Regions from separate parts of the Homo sapiens genome. Here region 2 is linked to region 1. A link is an interaction called in ENCODE POLR2A ChIA-PET data of the cell type or tissue named here. Cell type or tissue: IMR-90. All regions are shown on one strand. Each heading gives the region's core, and the rest is flanking DNA. Links, peaks and the distances in the headings are about the cores only.

The links. ChIA-PET counts read pairs that join two places held together with the same protein. Peaks named below come from ENCODE experiments on the same cell type or tissue, not always from the same donor. Only the 100,000 strongest peaks of a DNase experiment are listed, where the experiment ranks them.
Region 2: POLR2A ChIA-PET joins it to region 1 with 15 read pairs; 3 of 35 experiments call an interaction of 5 or more read pairs at or near these places.

What each region holds. Positions count from the first base shown.
Region 1 is chr5:151,450,972-151,453,781 of GRCh38, reverse strand. The region is part of intron 1 of SLC36A1 (solute carrier family 36 member 1); the gene reads right to left. Among named protein-coding and RNA genes, the nearest start is that of SLC36A1, 4.8 kb to the right of the region's middle. RefSeq lists a cis regulatory region at 1,661 and an enhancer at 1,577-1,746. In IMR-90, for the core only: no CTCF peak of the experiment used is centred there; DNase peaks (open chromatin) are centred at 1,531 and 1,791; H3K27ac peaks cover 619 bases.
Region 2 is chr5:151,676,928-151,679,737 of GRCh38, reverse strand. The region is part of intron 1 of SPARC (secreted protein acidic and cysteine rich); the gene reads left to right. It overlaps CLMAT3 (colorectal liver metastasis associated transcript 3), which reads right to left and starts at 2,793. Exons shown (of 5, transcript NR_109873.1): 1 at 2,691-2,793; 2 at 402-518; 3 at 1-82. In IMR-90, for the core only: no CTCF peak of the experiment used is centred there; a DNase peak (open chromatin) is centred at 1,337; H3K27ac peaks cover 1,792 bases.

The DNA of each region.
Region 1 (2,810 bases), core at 283-2,782:
TTTAAGGCAAGGCCAGAAATTTTTCTAATAAATTCAAATGCTAATGTTCCCATTTTAACAGCATGGGATTCAGGACTCAGGAGAACATAATCTGGCTGTCATTCTAATCCCAAAGTTGTTTTCTTATTTTGATATAGAATTGAGAAAACTGCATTAGATGATTTCTAAGTACACTTTCACTTCTAAAGTTTCAGGATTCCAATTTCAATTTTTTAGTGACTGGGTTTGTTCAAAATAAAGGAGGATTAAGATCAATAGATGGTAACATATTCTGAAGTTGTACCATCCAGTACAGTAACCACTAGCCATAAATAGCTATCTTACACTTGAAATACACTTGGGTAAAATTGAAATGTGCACACTAGATTTCAATGAACTGGTAACAAAAAAATTGTGAAATATCCCATGAATTAATAATCTTTATACTGATTATATATTGCAATGATAATATCTGGGATATATTGGGTTAAATGAAACATACGTCAAGGAAAAAAAAATAGATTTCTGGGCCCAACTTGATTCCACCTTAGCATTTTATTTTATTTTATTTTATTTATTTATTTTAATTTATTTATTGGAGATGGAGTTTCATTCTTGTTGCCCAGGCTGGAGTGCAGTGGTGCGATCTTGGCTCGCTGCAACCTCCGCCTCCCAGGTTCAAGCAATTCTCCTGTCTTAGCCTCCCGAGTAGCTGGGATTACGGACATGCGCCACCACAACTGGCTAATTTTTTTCTATTTTTAGTAGAGACGGGGTTTCATCATGTTGGCCAGGCTGGTGTCAAACTCTTGACCTCAGGTGGTCCACCCACCTTGGCCTCCCAAAGTGCTGGGATTACAGGCATGAGTCACCATGCCCAGCCTATGTTTTTTTGTTGTTGTTTTTGTCTTTTTGTCTTCTTTTTTTTTTTTTGAGATGGTGTCTCCCTCTGTTGCCCAGGCTGGAGTGCAATGGTGTGATCTTGGCTCACTGCAACCTCCGCCTCCTGGGTTCAAGCGATTCTCCTGCCTCAGCCTCCCGAGTGGCTGGGATTACAGGCGTCCATCACCATGCCCAGATAATTTTTTGTGTTTTTAGTAGAGATGGAGTTTCTCCGTGTTGGCCAGGCTGGTCTCAAACTCTTGACCTCAAGGGATCCACCTGTCTCAGCCTCTCAAAGTGATGGGATTACAGGCAAGAGGCGTTTTATTTTTAACTAGCTTCCTAGGTAATCTTGATTATAGGTAGATTTATATAAAGCACTACAAAAAATATATGATCTTATTATGATAGGTACACCCTAGGCCTCACCTCCTACCAGAATTCACGCATTGGCGCCCCTTGTTTGCAAGCTAAAAGTGTCATCCGTTATTCTGAAACAATTACATTGGTTTGGACTTTGGAACTCAGAGCAGCGGCAAATTCCCCAGATGTATTTTCTCCTCTCTGTCGATGGAATTCTAAAAACATGAACAAAGACACAGACTGTGTTGCTATGTGTGGTCTACAGTGAGGGAAGTAAAATGGTTTGGCTTCTACATAATTTGTTTTTAAAACAGCATCAGATAGAATTCCATCCAACTTACCAGAGCAGAACATTCCATAAATTGAGACTTTTTCCTGTAGGAGTCTGATGCTAGAACAGCTACAGGGCAGCTGCTGACCTCAGCAGGTTCTGCACAAAGCAGCTGCTGAACAGGCAAACACGCACACTTTTACTCCCAACCATGAAGATCACTAAATGTTAGGGCCAGGTATAGCTTTAGAGAAGGTCAAGCTCCAGCTTCCTTCTTAGGGGTCAGAAAACCAGGGCCCACACACAAAGGCTGACTCATCCAGGCCCCAGGATGAGTCAAATCAAAGATTTGAGATGACAGTCCAGCAAACCAGCATCCCAGTCCAGTATTCTTTCTACCACACCTTAAATTATATACCCTCCTTAAAATCTCCCTGCGAACAAAGCTGGCCCCAGAGCCTGGGGCAGGATTAGGTCTGCAGCGGGTATTCTGCATAATAAAAAGCACCTGAGTTTGCAGTCTGGTAGTGTGACTCTGAGCAAGTTAATTCATCTCCCTTTGCCACAGTCTCCTCATCTGAAAGATGTCATTAATAACATCTACATCACAATATTGTTATGAAGATAGGAGGAAAAAATAAATAAATGTTAGATATGTTGCCTGGAACATAATAAACCCTCATTAATGATAGCAATTGTGATTATTACTACAGAGAAGTTCAAGGACAGAAAGTGAGAAAGTTCACTAAACAAAGTCTGCAGTATGGGCTCCATTTAAAACTCTGGATTGTGAAGCCAGGTCCCTACCTTGGAGATGGTGATCTAAGTGACATGAACATCTCAGTAACCCACAGACAGATTTCCTAACTTCATGGAAAAGGAAAGCACAGAGTGGCTTTTCCTACTAGAGATGGTCATTAAGGACTAGCCCTGGGGCCAAGCATGGTGGCTCACATCTGTAATCCCGGCACTTTGGGAGGCCAAGGTGGGAGGACTGCTTGAGCTCAGGAGTTCAAGACCAGCGTGGACAAAATAGTGAGACCTCATCTCCAAAAAAATAATAATAATAAAATAAAATAAATAATAAGTAAAAAAAGAACTGGCCCTGGGTGTCAAGGCTTCCAAGAGAAATATTTTGGGGGATAAAAGAAGAGACAACCCCAAATGCAGCACCGTGTGGTTCCTATTTCAGCCTATTTACAATGCCCCATCCATCGGCCCCCATGCCCATTAAGTAGAGGCTACCTTTATGTGCTCATCACAGTAAGGCCTGGCCAAAGGAGAGAGGTACAGGATTCTTCCAAGGCCTGGGTGG
Region 2 (2,810 bases), core at 273-2,772, 230 kb before region 1:
TTCCATCCTCAGAGTCTTTCCAGAGAGAGAAGTGACCTCAGCTTCAGGTCCTGCTGGCAGCCAAGGACGGGTTTTCAGCAGTCTCCAGAGCAAATAAAGGCAAAAGGAAGGGACTCGATGTACGGAACAGGAGGCAGTGGCGGCTGGGAGGGGGCTAAAACTGTCTGCATTTGATGGCCACCATGCCAAGGGAAATATGCCTTCTCTTCCTCCCCTGGCCCTGGGCATTTTCCTTCCCAGGAACTCAGGCCAGTTCAAGGCCCAACTGAGCCCCATTCAGGTGACCACCTGGGAGCGGGTAGCTGCCAAGGGAAATAGTGTGCAGAGGTAGAGACATACCAGTGGTGGGGTAGGGTTGCACGGGTTCTCACCCTAGCCCTGCCACCCAGTCACTCACTCACTGCTGTTAGCCGTTGGCAGTTTTCTCCTTTCCTCTAGGCCTTGGTCTTCTCATCTGTACTATTGGGCAGAAATATGTGACTTGAGCCCCCAGTGGGGTGCTGGATTATGAAAACACCCTGAAAATGATAAATGTATGCATCATCACAGACTAAAGAAATACAAAGGAGGGAGTTTTTGTTTAATATTGGTCATTTATATGAAGGGAATTTAAATTTTCGCCAGGCACGCTACACCTAGGTTTGATTGGCAAAGGATCACAGCTGTGAGTTCTGAATGCTGGGGTTTGATACTGTGTTCTGACCTTGCTGGGGTGACTGTTATACTCCATTAGCTTTGCAGGATGGACACAGGGCTCTTTGGTCAGTGGTAGTTTAGAGAGCCTCAGAGAGGTATCTCGTGGGGAGGCAGGGAGATGGCTGTGCATCTGGAATAGTTCAGCCGCTTCCCTTCCCTCCCATCTCATCATCTGGGGGAAAAGTGCTCTTGGACTGGTGGTGTAGCACCGGGTGCTGGGCAGGACCCAGATTTTGTGTTTGTGTTTACAGTTTTCTTCCAAAACTTTTAAGGTGTATTCCAAGATTTTGCGTTCTGTTCTTAACAGTCTCTCTGCATTTCTCCCCCACTCCCACTTGTCTGAGCGTAATTCCTATTAGGCTCACCCCAACTCCATGAGTGAGAACGCTTGCCTATTTGGAGAGGGCCTGAATTGTTGCATGACTTTGGACAAGTGCTTCCTCCCTCTCAACCTCAGATTCCCCATTAGGACAGTGGGACTAAGAACCCTTCCATGCCTGTCTGCCTACTTCCCAGCATTGTCAGAAGGCTCTAGGAGACAGTGTTATGTGACAGTGCTTTAGAAACTATGAAGCAGCACTATAAGACTTAGAGTTATTTTTCTCTTCTGGCTGCAACAGCAGGGATGGGGGTGGCAGGGAGGGTGAGTGTGCAGCTGGAAAAGGAATTCAGGAAGATGAGGAGGCAGGACAGACAGAAGAGCCGCCCAGCGAAACCTTCCCCTGGTCACAGAGGGGAGCGCGGTTACTCTGCTCATATGAAGGACGCAGACTCAGGGAAATGTCTGTCTTCCTGTCTTTCTAATCTGAAGCTTACTACATTTCCAGTCCTAGCTGGGCTATTTCTTCAATAACATGACTTCCCTGTCATTATAGCTCAGACAGGGTAACTTTTTGTTTTGTTTTGTTTTAGCTGCTATTTCACTTTGATCCTTCAACCTCAAACTATCTCAGACAAGTCCTTCCTTGATGTTTTCTTTTCTGTTCCATTTGTCCCAAGCCACATGCAGGAGTTATTTATCTTGCGTCTTCCAAAAGGGGAAGCAAGAAGGGAGATTTTTCCACTTAAGCCTGGGGAACAAGTGAACAACTGTGTGAGGGGAGGAACATTCCACAAGCTGCCTCAAAAGGGAAGACTAGACTCCTCTGGAAGTTGGGGTTATTGTGAAGCAATACCAAACCCCCAGGTCCTTTACATTTCTGTTAGTTTTACTTCATTCACTCTGTGCAATAGGGGGTGAGGTTTTGTGTCTCTTTAAGCCCAAGAAAGGACCATTATGAAGTGGGCTCTTCCTCTGCCTGTTTCTGCTTCCCAAATGCTATAGTACAAGTGAAGACATATGATCCCAGAGGAGACCATATGTGTCAAGACCAGAATGTGCTTGGGGTGTCTTAAGAGCATTTTAAGGACCGAGGCTGCCACTTCAAAGTTCACCTAGTCTACCCATTTCAATTGATAGATGGGGGAACCAAGGTCTAGAGAGACCAAAAGACTTGATACTACTGTGGTAGAACAAGACCCCCTGGCATTTAATTTCAAGCTGAGTATTTTTCTCCATGATGCCGGGTTACCTCCCACCACCATTTGGTCAGTTGAGAAGTCTTGGAAGAAATAAGGGATGATGAGCCTGACAGGGAGGTTTTGGGAGAAGAAAGAGGGAAGACATGGCCACTGTTGCTCCTGATGGAAGGTTATTTGTGGGTAGAGAGAGCAGGTTTGTTCTTTGTGGCTGCAGGGGAGATGGGGTAGACAGATCAGAAAGTTTGAGGGAGGCACATTTAGATCAGTAAAAGAAAGAACTTTCTAAAGTCACTTGAGAATGAAAAGCCATTTAGTTAGTGCAAGAAATGAAATGTCTCCACCACAGAGCCTCTGTTAGGAATAGCATTTTAGTTTTGAATCCTCAGAGGAGATACTGCTCCAAAATCCCTTATAGTCATGAGAGTATTAGAGTCTAGAGCTTGGCATTTAGAGAATGAGGCCTTAACAGTTACCAGAACAGAGGTATTTTCTAGATCTCAGCTAACATCCCCTCTGCAACACATGGAAGCATCTGGATGGTTTCCGTACAGGACCTAAAGAAGTGCTGTCTCTTCTGGGTAGAATGGAGAAAA